2 separate regions of the Homo sapiens genome follow, and region 1 is linked to region 2. The links are chromatin contacts, found by Hi-C in ENCODE. All regions are on one chromosome and are shown on one strand. The core of a region is the stretch at or near the end of the contact, and the rest is flanking DNA. Distances in the headings are between cores, read along the strand shown.

The links. Hi-C counts contacts between places; a loop is a spot of excess contacts on that map. Pooled maps may share reads with other maps.
Region 1: a map of psoas muscle shows a loop between it and region 2 (7-fold over the local background). The contact joins the enhancer-like site here to the promoter of NYX in region 2. A Hi-C loop is called at or near these places in 1 of 168 maps with a recorded cell type or tissue (psoas muscle) and 3 of 50 pooled maps.

Annotation. Positions count from the first base shown.
Region 1 is chrX:45,132,985-45,135,684 of GRCh38, reverse strand. No RefSeq gene overlaps it. Among named protein-coding and RNA genes, the nearest start is that of DIPK2B, 67 kb to the left of the region's middle. Within about 2 kb of position 1,309, at least 5 of the 41 ENCODE cell types and tissues checked have a DNase peak (open chromatin) inside an H3K27ac peak, as active enhancers do.
Region 2 is chrX:41,445,996-41,448,695 of GRCh38, reverse strand. NYX (nyctalopin) reads right to left here and starts at 1,353. Exons shown (of 3, transcript NM_001378477.3): 1 at 1,180-1,353; 2 at 770-847. The coding sequence starts at 791.

The DNA.
Region 1 (2,700 bases), core at 60-2,559, 3.7 Mb before region 2:
CTGATAAAGACATACCTGAGACTGGGTAATTTATAAAGAAAAAGAGGTTTAATGGACTTACAGTTCCACGTGGCTGGAGAGGCCTCACAATCACGGCTGAAGGCAAAAGGCATGTCTTACATGGTGGCAGACAAGAGAATGAGAGCCAAATGAAAGGGGAAACGCCTTATAAAATCATCAGATCTCATGAGATTTATTCACTACCATGAGAACAGTATGGGGGAAACTGCCCCCATGATTCAATTATCTCCCACCAGGTCCCTCCCACAACACTTGGAAATTATGGGAGCTACAATTCAAGATGAAATTTGAGTGGAGACACAGCCTAACCATATCAACTTGTATGGGGAACTAGAGTTTATATCACCTTCGCGTATTCATAGAAAGGGAGGAGGGGGCAAGACTGATATATATAAAGTAATTTTTGTTTAGGTTGCATATGGACAATTTTTGCTTACTGTTCTATTAAGAGTAATTGTCCACACAGATGTCCACAATAGAGCTTTTCATGGATAGATGCATGAAAAATACATGTTGAATGCATGAAATGGGAGAGAAGGAGGAAAAAACAGAGGGAGAGAGAAATCCGACTTGCCATCACACCATCAGGACCAACAGGAGGAATCAAACAGAAGCAGGGACAACTCTAGGCTGAATGAAAGGGAACAAATGATGTCTGCTCATTGAACATGTAGCTCACTGTAGACGGAGCAACCAAGCAACATAACAGTGTTAGTGGGAGCTAGGAATGTGGCAGGATAGAGGAAAGGGGAGGGGAGAAAAATCGAGAGCTGTGTTCACAATAATTTCTTCCTCATCTATGGTTTAGAAAATCAGAAGAGCCAAGTCCTCTGAGAATAGGACACTGCACCCAATACAGAACTCAGCTGTGGTTTTGGGAGATATTCTGGCCCTTCATTAAAGCAATCTCAGCCTCCGACTAATTTCTTTGTCTTTTTTTAAGTTGCCATTTTTCCTCCCTGTTTGGCAGCAAATCTGTGGGATTAATGCCCACTCTGTTGTGCTCTGGAAACTGTTTCAGCCAGCTCTGTGATGCTCCTGAAGCAGCTGCCAGAAAGTTAAGAGGCCGAAATGCGGTTGGCAAAAGCTCCTGTAATTTTTACAAAATTATCTGTCTTCCCAGAAAGACTGTCTGATAACCGTTTCTGGTGGCTGAGGAGCCTGTGGCCTGTTAGAGCCAATCCTGCCACAAGATCAAGTCAAGCCGACCTCCCACCAACCTTGGGTGAACTCTGCAACAGGCCCCAGCAGGAAGCGGCCAAGCAAGGCCTCTGAGCCCAGAACACTGGCTCCATTCACAGGAGCGCCACGCTACAGCTGCCTGTCTCCCCACTGCAGAGGATAAGCCTGCATGGCAGATCCTGCTAGCCTTGTTTTGTGCTTTGTTGGGTTTATTGATGGCTTAATTTCCCACTTCCTACTCCTGTTCTTTCTTTTCTTCTCCTTTTAATTGAGGTATAAATTAGACACCATAACAGGTGTACTTCTTCAGTATATAGTCTGATGAATTTTTCATACACACACACGTACATATACATATATATACACACACACATATATACACACATGCACACACACATAATTAAGATATAGAACATTTCCATTCCTCAAGAAATGTCTTCCATGCAACTTCCCAATCAATACTGTGTCCCCTCTCATCTCCAACAGAGGTAACAGTAATTCTGGATTCTCGTGCTACGGATTAGTTTTGCCTGTTCTTGAACTTCACATAAATGGAATCATACAGTATGTACTCGTTTGGATCTAGCTTCTTTCACTTAGCATGTTTTTGAGGTTTATCCTCAAAACAAAGTATCTGTACTTTGTTCCTTTTTCTTGCTGAGTAGAATTCTGTCGTATGGAGATATCAGATATTGCTTATCTATTCAGCCATTCCAGAACATTTGGGTTGTTCCCAGTTTAGACCTATTATTGATCAATCAACAGACAAATGGATAAAGAAAATGTGGTACATATATACACAACAGAGTACTATTCAGCCATCAAAAAGAATGAGATCCTGTCATCTGCAACAACATGGGAGGAACTGGAGGTCATTATGCTAGGTCAAATAAGCCAGGCACAGAAAGACAAACATCGCATGTTCTCACTTAGTTGTGGGATCTAAAAATTAAAACAATTGAACTCGTGGAGACAGAGAGTAGAAGGATGGTTACCAGAGGTGGAGAAGGGTAGTGGTTTGGGGAGGGGAAGTGAGGATGTTTAATGGGTACAAAATACAGTTAGAATGAGAAAGACCTACTATTGATAACACAGCAGGGTAGCTATAGTCAACAATAATTTACTGTACATTTTAAAATAACTAAAAGCAAACTTGGATTGTTTGTAACACAAAGAAAAGATAAATGCTTGAGGTGATGGGTACCCCATTTACCCTGATGTGATTATTATGCATTGTATGCCTGTATCAAAATATCTCATGAACTCCACAAATATATACATCTACCCACGAAAATTAAAAATAAAAAAATGTTTAAAGAATTTAAAAAATGAGCTGTTACAAATGTTCTTGTAAAGGTCTTTGTGTGACTTATGCACACCGCTGTTTTACTGACGAATCCATTTCTCCAGGGGGAAAACCATGGCAGTTAAGTCTGAGTCCATCAAGAGCAACAGAACACTGGGGGCATGGTCTCATGTCCAGAGGTCCAGCTCATA
Region 2 (2,700 bases), core at 104-2,603:
TTCCAGCTACTCAGGAGGCTGAGGCACGAGAATCACTTGAACCCGGGAGGCGGAGGTTGCAGTGAGCCAAGATCCATGCCACTGCTCCCCAGCTTGGGCGAGAGTGAGACTCTGTCTCAAAAAAAAAAAAAAAGAAAAGAAAAGAAAAGAAAAAACCACCGTACGGTGGCTCACGCCTGTAATCCCAGCACTTTGGGAGGCCGAGGCGGGCAGATCACGAGGTCAGGAGATCGAGACCATCCTGGCTAACATGGTGAAACCCCGTCTCTACTAAAAATACAAAAAATTAGCCAGGCGTGGTGGCGGGCACCTGTACTCCCAGCTACTCGGGAGGCTGAGGCAGGAGAATGGCGTGAACCCGGGAGGCGGAGCTTGCAGTGTGCCGAGGTCGCACCACTGTACTCCAGCCTGGGTGACAGAGCGAGACTCCATCTCCAAAAACAAAACAAAACAAAAAAACACTGTAGCACTGTAGCTTTTGGTTATCACACCAATGAATTCATATCTGAAATTAGAATAAGAAAATCACCAAGAGGACTATTTCATATATTCGGCTCAGGAGTTTTGTTTTTAGGAAACAAAAATCCCCACCACCTGCTGTTTTCTTGCTTTCTCTATCCCCTCCCCCACGATCACAGGGTCAGTGAAACCTGATCAGAAGTGTCCAGATACCGCTGTCCCAGAAGCCACTTTAAAGACTCTTTGGGCAGAAGCTCTGTGGCTTCCACCCCTCTTCCCAACCCTTGCACCCACCGGCAGGAGAACTCACCATGCAGAAGCAGGACCAACATCCCTCGGCCTTTCATCCACCCAGTGGCTTAGGACCACCCAGCCGTGGGACCCCTACCTGAGGGGAGAAAGGACAGGTCACCCAGTGCCCAGGAGGGCCCCATGAGAACCCTCCCATGCCTCCACACTTCTTCCTGAATGCCCTGCCTTTCTTTCTTCCTCACATTCCTTCCTTCTTAATGACCCTGGTGTTGGGCTAAGGGAAACCAGTAACAACAGAAAATCAGAAGCTCCCCACAAATGGACAGTTTGGATCTATTAGGAAACCCTTTGTCAGGCTACAGCCCTGACAGCAACTCAGATGGCATCACTGACAACCCAGCAAGGAAATGGATGGAGAGGAAACCCCTGCAGAGAAGCGTTAGTGAATGGTCCTCAAATGTTGCTTACCGTCCTGGGAGTCTCCCTGGTCCTGCTCCTCTGAGGTCCCCCTCCACTCCCTCAGCCCATCCATCTCCCAAGTCAGGCAGCCACAGATGCTGAAAATGGTTTGAGAGAGAAGTAAAGGTGGGGGTGGGGGGACGGGAGGAAGGGGTGAAGAGGAATAGTTACTTGTGCAGGTTTGAGTGCTTATTTTTCTTTCTCCAGATTTAATGGCAGGAAAATCCTCTGTATCACATGAGGATTAACAGAGATGAAAGAATGTGTCTGCCTTTCGAATCACTAAAGCCAGTGACAGATTTTGCTGACATACCAATCGGCTTTATCCCCGGGCCTTGACCACCCTGGCCCTCCTGTCCTCTCTCCATCTGCCTGGCCCCTTTCTCTCCTTAAACCTTCCCCAGACCCTGCCCCGTTCCCTGACCCCAGCCCCAGCCCCAAGCAATATGTAGCCTGAAATTGGCTTCCTGCCACCCAAACAGCATTATCAGCATTTTCAACAAGGACGCATTATATAACTTGGAGAGCTGGAGAAGGGACAGGACAGCTTAAAATGTTTCCCCAAAATGCCGGCTGCTGATTTCCTTTCTTTGAAGTGGTTGATGGTGAATGATACAAAAACGGACTGGAGAGAGTCCTTCCACTACAAGAAGGCAAGAGGTTCCCACTGGGGTTAGGGCTGGTAGTGGTGGCCTAAGGCAGTGGGTCCAGGAATGGGACCTTCAGAATCTGGCTGAGGTTTCTGAAACCCACCAGGACTCAGTTTAGGCCCTGGCTACTCAGTGTGGCCGGTGGACCAGCAGCAGTACCTGAGAGCTCGTTAGGAAAACAGAATCTCAGCGCCTTCTACCCCCCGCCCCAGACCTGTTGAATCAGCATCTGCTTTTTTTTTTTTTTTTTTTTTTTTGAGATGGAGTCTCACTCTGTCGCCCAGGCTGGAGTGCAGTGGCACAATCTTGGCTCACTGCAACCTCCACCTTCTGGGTTCAAGCGATTCCCCTGCCTCAGCTTCCTGAGTAGCTGGGACTACACCATGCCCAGCTAATTTTTTGTATTTTTAGTAGAGACGGGGTTTCACCATGTTGACCAGGATGGTCTTGATCTCTTGACCTTGTGATCCACCCGCCTCGGCCTCCCAGAGTGCTGGGATTACAGGCGTGAACCACCGCGCCCGGCCAGCATCTGCATTTTAACTAGGTCGGCGGAGAGGGGGATTCCTGTGCCCGGTAAAGTTTGGAAAGCCCTGTTTTAGGAGACTGGTGGAGGGGGTCTGATCAAAATGAGGGTGGCAGGGGGGCCTGTTTATCTAGCCTTTCTGGCCAGCAGTTCAGGTGCCCCCACATTCTCCTGGCCCCAGCAAGCCTCTGCTGTCTGCTGGGACAGCACTTCCAGGTATCCATGGCAACCTGCCAAGTTCTGGCCACGCAGGACTTGGTGAGCCAGTGCTGATGAAAGGAAGCCAGGAGTTCCCTTCCCACAGAAAGGGTTCTGGATGTGAATCTAGACATCTCAGGCCACCGTGCCCTGGGG